2 separate regions of the Homo sapiens genome follow, and region 2 is linked to region 1. Evidence: read pairs that join two places in POLR2A ChIA-PET (ENCODE). Cell type or tissue: IMR-90. All regions are shown on one strand. Each heading gives the region's core, and the rest is flanking DNA. Links, peaks and the distances in the headings are about the cores only. Region 1 has its middle 35 kb from the start of MAN1C1. Region 2 overlaps LOC124903881 (a long non-coding RNA gene).

Region 1 (4,481 bases), core at 197-4,196:
AAATCTACACCTAGCATATTATTTGCAAACAACAGAATACCAAAGATTTTTTTTAATCCCAAAAAAACCTGGGCTCAGTGGCTCACGACTATAATCCCAGCACTTTGGGAGGCTGAAGTGGGCAGATCACTTGAGGTCAGAAGTTCGAGACCAGCCTGGCCAACATGGCGAAACCCCATCTCTACTAAAAAAGTATAAAAAATTAGCCAGGCATGGTGGCAGGCTCCTGTAATCCCAGCTATTCGGGAGGCTGAGGCACGAGAATCACTTGAACCTGGGAGATGGAGGTTACAGTGAGCTGAGATGGCTCCACTGCACTCCAGCCTGGGCAACAGAGTGAGACTCCACCAAAAAAAAAAAAAAAAATCCCCAAAAAAGCCAAAGGAAAAAAAACACCTCACCTACAGAGGAGCAAAGATAATTATATCCAACTTCTCAGAAACCATGCAAACAAAAAGAGAGTGGAATGGAATTTTTGTTTTTTTTTTTGAGATAGTCTCACTCTGTCCCCCAAGCTGGAGTGCAGTGGCACGATCTCGGCTCACTGTAAGCTCTGCCTCCCGGGTTCAAGTGATTCTCCTGCCTCAGCATCCCAAGTAGCTGGGACTACAGGCCTGCGTCACCACGCCTAGCTAATTTTAGTATTTTTAGTAGAGACGGGGTTTCACCATGTTGCCCAGGCTGGTCTCGAACTTCTAACCTCAGGTAATCCGCCCACCTCGGCCTCCCAAAGTGCTGGGATTACAGATGTGAGCCACCGTACCCGGCTCATTGTATACTTTAAATGAGTTGTATGATATGTGAATTATATCACAATAAAGCTGTTATTTTTAAAAGGATGGGGATTCAAGTCTAAGGTGATGAAAAAGTTCTGGAGATAGACAGTGGGGAAGGCTGTACAACAATGTCAGTGTATGTAATGCCATTGAACTGTATACTTTAAAAAGTCAAAATGGTAATTTTTTTTTTTTTTTTGAGATGGGGTCTCGCTCTGTCGCCAGGCTGGAGTGCAGTGGCACGATCTCGGATCACTGCAACCTCCACCTCCCAGGTTCAAGCGATTCTCCTGCCTCAGCCTCCTGAGTAGCTGGGACTACAGGTGCATGCCACCATGCCCAGCTAAGTTTTGTATTTTTAGTAGAGACGGGGTTTCACCGTGTTCGCCAGGATGGTCTCGATCTCCATATCTAGTGATCTGCCCGCCTTGGCCTCCCAAAGTGCTGGGATTACAGGCGTGAGCCACCACGCCCAGACCATTCTACCATAATTTTTTGAAATAAATTTTAAAATAGAGCGGGGGAAGTATCTTAGAACCAGATAATGCATCCCCAAATATTGGAGTCAGTGGGCCAAGGACGTACCAACTCAGTCAATGTCTGATGAAAGAATGAAGAGCTTCCCTTATTTGAGAGACAAGAAAACTGAGGCCCAAGGGGAAGCCATGGCACTGCCCAGGGCTGCACAACAGGGCCAAGGCAGAGATCAGGACCAGAACCCAGATAAGTTCCACCCCTGGGAAGCCCAGGCCTGCGCTGGGTGGGGCTGGATTTCACCAAGCCCCTCCCCCAGCTGTGCACATCTGTCCATCTCAGCGGGATGAGGCCGTTGCCCAGGAAGCTGGCCAAGGACTCAAACATCCAGGACAGAACAACAGAGGCGCTTCCAAGGGGCAGTATTGGCAGCCTCATGCTTGAACCTGAGCCCTACGGGGCTGCCCCCTCCTGCCTGGCTCTGGGGGCTGTATTCCTAAGGCCACACTTTGTCTCTTTACCCCAAATCCTCCTACCTCAGCAGGAGTACCGGGATGCGGTCCAGGTCAGCTACTGCCTGGGGGAGGCACTCAGCAGGTCCCTGCCCCTCCCGGGGTCTCCATTTCCCCTTCAGCATAGTCAGGTTTCATCCAGCTCTGCCGGTCCCACTCCTCAAATCTGCGCAGCCTTTGCTGACACTGCTGTCTTGGAACACTTAGCCCTTCAGGTGCCCTAGTTGGAGGGAAGAGACGCCCTGCCGTTAGAAGCCTCAGCCCAAGGTGGGAGACAGGGCCCTGCACACAGGAGCTCCCGATGTGTCAGAGGAGCGAGAGTTCTGCCCTTCAGAGCTTCCAGCCTGAAGAGGGAAACAGACCACCCCGGATTCAGCAACTCCTGGTCTGATGGGGGAGACCTGAACCATCACAGGAGTCTCCTGTGTCAGTGCTTGGGCCCTGTTTGGTATCTCTCTTTTTCAGAAACCCTCTCCTCTCCCTGGCTCAAGAGGCCAGGGGCCCATACCTACCTCTCTGCTTCTCAGAATTCAGCTGCCCTCCTAGTTTACTCAGCAGTGCCCCCGCCCCAGGCTGCTGGCTACAGCAAGCATCACGACAGAATGCCCATGTGCTGAGGCCCGGCAGAGAACACATGTTCCTCACACCCCATTTGCTTTTGGTGAGAAGCTCTCCAGCCCAGCACGGCACCCTCTTGGTCCAGGACCGGCCCCCAAGCAGGCCAATGGCAGTAACATCTAGAATTAGGAAGTACTCAGTCTAGACAGGCCCTTCCTGCTTTTGCTAAGGCCAACAGACTAAGGCTGGCCTCAATTTAGGGAAACTCCTCCAGAGCCTGGTTCTGAGCCTTCCGGGATTCATGGTGTCCTGCCGGGTTCTCACAGTACCCCAAAGCCTGGGGTTACTACTGATGAAGAAACTCAGAGCCTGGTCCCCATCTATAAAATGGGGTTGATAAAAGCAACACCTCTTGAAAGATAATTGTGGGCCAGGTGCAGTGGCTCACACCTGTAATCCAGCACTTTGGAAGGCCAAGGCAGGAGGACTGCTTGAGACCAAGAGTTCGAGACCAGCCCGGGCAATGTAGTGAGGCTCCATCTCTACAAAAAAAAATTAAAAAGTTAGCCAGGTATGGTGGCTCACACTTGTGGTCCCAGCTACTTGGGGGGCTGAGGAGGGAGGATCACCTGATCCCAGAAACGTCAAGGCTGCAATGAGCTGTGATTGTGCCACCGCACTTCAGCCTGGGCAATGTGAGACCCTGTCTCAAAAATAATAATAATTGTGAAGATTAAATTGAGATAATGAAGCCAAAATGTTAGCACAGTGTCTAGCCAAGGTGAATAATTTCTAGCTTTTGGTTTTGTTTTGTTTTTTTCTCACTCAGCATTCAAACCCCCTTTTTAATTTAATTTTTTTGTTTTAGAGACATTCTGTTACCCAGGCTGGAGTGCAGTGGTGCTCCTTAGCCTCCCAGAGTGCTGGGATTACAGGCAGGAGCCACTGTGCCCGGCCTCGAGCCTAGTGAACCTTACAGGAGACAGCTCTGTCTTCCCATGCAGAAGCTGATGTTCACCCTAGTCAGCTAGGAGCAGGCATGACACCGACTCCATCCACCAGGAGCCTACCCTGAATCTGCGGAGAACAGACAGAACAGACAGAAGCAGACATCTTCTGTAGGGACACCCTGCCTGTGTCCTGACTGCCAGCCTCCCTCGACAGCTGTTCTCTCTCTGAGCCCACTTCTCCAGCCGATTGCCTGAGCTCCTTGGTGTCTTTCCAATAAGTTCCTTTCTGCTTAAATTAGCGAGGGTCAGTTTCCATTGTTTTCAACTCAGAAACCTGGCGGGTTTGGAAATTGGTTGGAGGGGGTGGGTTTCGAGCTCCATACCCTTGGGGAAATGATGATCTGGTCTAGTCAGAGCTGAAGGAAGGGAAAATCCAGTTAGCGTTCAGGGATGAGAATCTAGCAGCTGTGGTAATGTAGTGGTGAAACAGCTAATTAAGTTATATTAATTAATTAAATTATGGCCTGTGGCCATCTGGGAAAAAAGTGCCATTGAAGGCAGAGCTTCGAGGGTCTGAGTCGACACTGCTATTGAACACATGAATGGCACGAAGATTTCAGAGATGGGGTAGCTGCTTCTGTGGCACTGGGCGATTCAAGGAAAAAAGAATAACAAGCTTAAATCCCTACATTCTTGGCTCAAGGCATGGACTGGAGCCTAGGAACTTTCTATAACTGTGCTGAAAACAATTCTCTTATCTTTGATGGCAGCAGGATTAAGTCTGTGAAAAACCAAATGTAAAATCTGACCCTTAGCATCACCACGTGACAGCGGCAGCTGAGCTCGCCGCCTCCTCTTCCTCTGCCTGCTGCCTAAATCCTATCAGTTCCTCTGGGTTGCTCCTGGGTTTTCTTCTCTTCTTGCCCTGCAGCCCTGCAGGGTGTGGGACGCATTTGGCCTCAAGTAACAGAAAGCTGCGCACGTGGAGGTGGATCCTGGTGCAGATCTGTGTGCAGGTGCTTTTCACTCCCAGCTCTGCTGTTCTCAGGGCTGGCCTCATCGAGTGGGGTGCTGGAGCTGGGTCTTTCTGCCTTGCAAGAACAGACTGTGTGCATCTTAACTCCAGGTTAAGTGATGTCATGTTGGTAGCCTGACATTGGCCATGGTGGCCATATTTATACTAGGAAATCGACAAGCGCTACAAGTCAAGG
Region 2 (4,296 bases), core at 287-4,286, 340 kb after region 1:
CTCTAGGACAGACGTAGCCACAAACGTCCCTACCTCGATACCCCCAGGGAAGGGCCTGCCACCCATCTTGTCAGCCACAGTCTCCGCCCTCCCCTGGCAACGCTTCCCTCCACTTCCGGTAACAATTAACTGGAACCCCGGGCCTCACTTTTCCGGACGTAACCCGGCCCTTCCTGGGGGACCCAGGCAATCCCCACCCCTGGCAGTCCTGGGCTGCGTCCGACTGGGCTAGGCCTGTGCGCAGGCGCATTGGGTGGAGAAACCCGGACCTGTGCTGGAGACGCGAGGACGAAGTGAGCTATGATCTCAGCCTCTCAGCCTGGGTGACAGTGAGACCTATCTCAAAAACAAAACTCTGAAGGCAGACTATCCCTCTCCTTCCTCAGATTTCCTTAAATGCCTTTCTTTAGGGAAGCCAGCTCACCACTTTAAAAGTCAGTTTCCTCTGTTACAGCTCTTCATACATTTTTACATTTTCTTCTTTGCAGCACTTACATACATGTAATTACATAAGTGTGGAGTTGCTTGTTTAATGTAGTTAATTTGGGGTTTTTTTGAACCCCAAATTTTGAACGGATCTCGCTCTATCGCCCAGGTTGGAGTGCAGTGGCGCGATCTCAGCTCACGGCAACCTCTGCCGCTTGGGTTCAAGTGATTCTCCTGTCTCAGCCTCCCGAGCAGCTAGAATTACAGGCGCCCGCCACCACGCCCGGCTAAATTTTGTATTTTTAGTAGAGACGGGGTTTCACCATGTTGGTCAGGCTGGCCTGGAATTCCTGACCTCAAGTGATCCGCCCACCTAGGCCTTACAAAGTGCTGGGATTACAGGCATAAGCCACTGAGCCCGGCCTAATGTAGTTAATTTAAATGAGACATTTCTTAACCTCTATTAAAATAGCAAATATTTGGCCAGGCACTGTGGCTTACTCCTGTAATCCCAGCACTTTGGGAGGCTGAGGTGGGAGGATTACCTGAGCCCAGGAGTTCAAGACCAGCCTGGGCAACAGAGCAAGACCCCGTCCCCTACCTCTGACCCTGCCAGCCCCTCAAAATTGAAGTATTAGCCGGACATAGTTGCAGGTGCCTGTAGTCGCAGCTACTCGGGAGGCTGAGATGGGAGTATCCTCTAGGAGGCAGAGGTTGCAGTGAGCCAAGATTGTGCCACTGCCCTCCAGCCTAGCCAACAGAGCAAGACCTTGTCTCAAAAAAAAAAAAAAAAAAAAAAAAAAAAGCAAATATAGCAGAGTAACAGGAATTTTCTCTATGTTATAGATGATTTGATAGAGCAATATTACAGGTATTTACATTCTTTAAGAATACAAAAATGTCAATTATAAACCAGGCATGGTGGCTCATGCCTGTAATCCCAACTACTCAGAGGAAGAGTCTGAGGATGGAGGATCACTTGAGGCTGGGATTTCAAAACCAGCCTAAATAACATAATGAGACCCTGTCTTTTAAAAATAAAGTCAATTATAAAATTATTTTCAGTAAGATCACTTATCAGAATTACAGGTTTTGAAAGTTATGTTACTAGGCTTACATATGCTAAGTAATTAAGGAGAGCTTAATAAAGGGACTGTTTACAAAGTTGTAGACTGGGTAAGAAAAACCAACCAGAGTGAAGCATACCAGCGCTATCAACAGGGGGATCCCTCACTACTACTACCCCAAAAGAGGCAAAAGAAGGGAGCAGCAATGGGAATCCAGAAAGTATAGGGTTAGGCCGGGCGCGGTGGCTCACGCCTGTAATCTCAACACTTTAGGAGACCGAGGCGGGTGGATCACCTGAGGTCAGGTGTTTGAGACCAGCCTGATCAACAAGGTGAAACTGTCTCTACTAAAAATACAAAAATGAGCCGGGCATGTTGGCAGGTGCCTGTAGTCCCAGCTACTCGGGAGGCTGAGACAGGAGGGATAGAAGATAGTCTTCAGACATAAGCGGTGACTACGGAAATATACCAAATCCGTAATCCAGCCAGGGAATAAATACCTTGACCTCATTTCTTCCAAACCTCTGATCTTATGTAGGTACTGTGCATTGGCAGGACCCAAGAAGGTAGAGGGCAAGAGAGTTTACTGATGCAGTTCATTCAGGCTAGCACTCAGGGACACAGAACATGGAGACCAATGGAGAGTAGTTCTAACAGGGCAGACAGAAAATATGTAGCACAAATTCTTTTTCAACAGGACATGGCAACAATTTAAAAAATTGGAGTCTTATAAGAAGTCTGTTCAAATTATATTTATACATATTTATTAACAAAGAACAGAACAAGTGATGTGTCTAATTGAATTTTTCTAGATGCTGGAAGATCTTCCATTCTATGTGCTAGTCTTACAATGTAACATTGGCACTCCTTCTATCTAGAAGTAGAGTCTGTATCCCTAATCCTTGAATCTGTGACTATGGAGGGAGTGACACTGTGAATTCTGAGACTAAGTCATAAAAAGTGAAACAGATTCCACCTAGTTCTCTTGGGATACTTGTTCTTAAAACCCAGCCCCCATGCTTTGAGGAAGTCCAGGCCAATGGAGAGGCCAGGTGTGGGCGTTCAGGCCTACAGCCAACATCAACCACAAGACTTCTGAGTGAGGAAACCTTTACAATGATTCCAGCCCCAGCCCCTAATCTGACTGCAACTGCATGAGAGACCCTGTGTGAGAACCACACCAATTCTCAGACCTATGAGAGATAATAATAAAATAATATTTGTGCTAAGGTACCAAGTTTTGGGATGATTTGTTATGCCACAATAGAGAAATGATACAGTTCATAACAGTTTTTTTTTTGTTTGTTTGTTTTATTTTGAGCCGGACTCTTGCTGTGTCGCCCAGGCTGGAGTGCAGTGGCGCCATCTGAGCTCACTGCAACCTCCGCCTTCTGGATTCAAGTGATTCTCCTGCCTCACCCTCCCGAGTAGCTGGGACTACAGGCGCACGCAGTCACGCCTGGCTAATTTTTTGTATTTTTAGTAGAGACGGGGTTTCACTGTGTTGACCAGGCTGGTGTGAAACTCCTGAGCTCAGGCAAATCACCCACCTCGGCCTCCCAAAGTGCTGGGATTACAGGCGTGAGCCACTGTAGCCAGCCCAGTTTTTAAAAATCACACAAATTATCATATTGCACAGAAAAGCAATGTTGAAAATCCTGTGAATACTCTTAATAAATCCTTACAAAATCAGTTGAGCAATTTTTACCACACATCTTTCCTTTCTATACTGCTTATCACTTCCAGAAACTTTAGTTAATTACAAACATTTCCATTTTTTTAAGTCCAGACTTGCAGATTTTAATTTGCAATATAAACAAATTGGTAATATAGAGCCCAATTTTACTGGCAGGAATAGGATTTTTTTTTTTTTTTTTCAAGACAGGGTCTCGCTCTGTCACCCAGGCTGAAGTGCAGTGGTGTGATCAGGGCTCACTGCAGCCTTGACCTCCCAGGCTCAAGCAATCCTCTCACCTCAGCCTCTCGAGTAGCTGGGACTACGGGGGCAGGCTACCATGCGTAGAGATGAGGTCTCGCTATGTTGCCAGGGCTGGTCTTGGACTCCTGCGCTCAAAGGATTCTCCTGCCTTGGCCTCCCAAAGTGCTGGGATTACAGGCTTGAGCCACCGTGCCAGCCAGGATTCTTAATAACAGTAAAATAAGAAGGATGTAAGCACTACTCTTCCCCAATAACTGAAATCCAAGAGGCACAAAACCACATGTAATTGTGTGGTTTTTTTTTTTTTTTTTTTGAGACGGAATCTGTGTCTCCCAGGAGTGCAGTGGCACAATCTGGGCTCACTGCAAGCTCCGCCTCCCGGGTTCACGCCATTCTCCTGCCTCAGCCTCCTGAGTAGCTGGGACTACAGGCGCCCGCCACCATGCCCAGCTAATTTTTTAGTAGAGACGAGGTTTCACCATGTTAGCCAGGATAGTCTTGATCTCCTGACCTCGTGATCCACCCGCCTTGGCCTCCCAAAGTGCTGGGATTACAGGTGTGAACCACCGCGCCCAGCCGCGATTCTATTTTTTATTCAGAAATACTGTTGACTATTCTTAGTTTTTCCATGCAAACTTTTAAATTTTTTTTAATTTTAGAATTGACACACTTATTTTTTATTTATTTTTTGAGACGGAGTTTCACTCTTGTTGCCCAGGCTGGAGTGCAATGGCGTGATCTCGGCTTACTGCAACCTCCACCTCCCCGGTTCAAGCAATTCTCCTGCCTCAGCCTCCAGAGTAGCTGGAATTACAGGTGCCCGCCACCACGCCAGGCTAAATTTTTTTATTTTTTTATTTTTTG

The links. ChIA-PET counts read pairs that join two places held together with the same protein. Peaks named below come from ENCODE experiments on the same cell type or tissue, not always from the same donor. Only the 100,000 strongest peaks of a DNase experiment are listed, where the experiment ranks them.
Region 2: POLR2A ChIA-PET joins it to region 1 with 19 read pairs; 4 of 35 experiments call an interaction of 5 or more read pairs at or near these places.

The regions. Positions count from the first base shown.
Region 1 is chr1:25,579,078-25,583,558 of GRCh38, reverse strand. It overlaps a transcript of LDLRAP1 not described here. Among named protein-coding and RNA genes, the nearest start is that of MAN1C1, 35 kb to the left of the region's middle. RefSeq lists an enhancer at 1,161-2,009. In IMR-90, for the core only: no CTCF peak of the experiment used is centred there; no DNase peak of the experiment used is centred there.
Region 2 is chr1:25,235,710-25,240,005 of GRCh38, reverse strand. It overlaps LOC124903881 (a long non-coding RNA gene), which reads right to left. Exons shown (of 2, transcript XR_007065555.1): 2 at 1-2. Among named protein-coding and RNA genes, the nearest start is that of SYF2, 5.4 kb to the right of the region's middle. RefSeq lists enhancers at 1-99, 1-426, 427-1,213 and a silencer at 320-369. In IMR-90, for the core only: no CTCF peak of the experiment used is centred there; a DNase peak (open chromatin) is centred at 2,545; H3K4me3 peaks cover 194 bases; H3K27ac peaks cover 130 bases.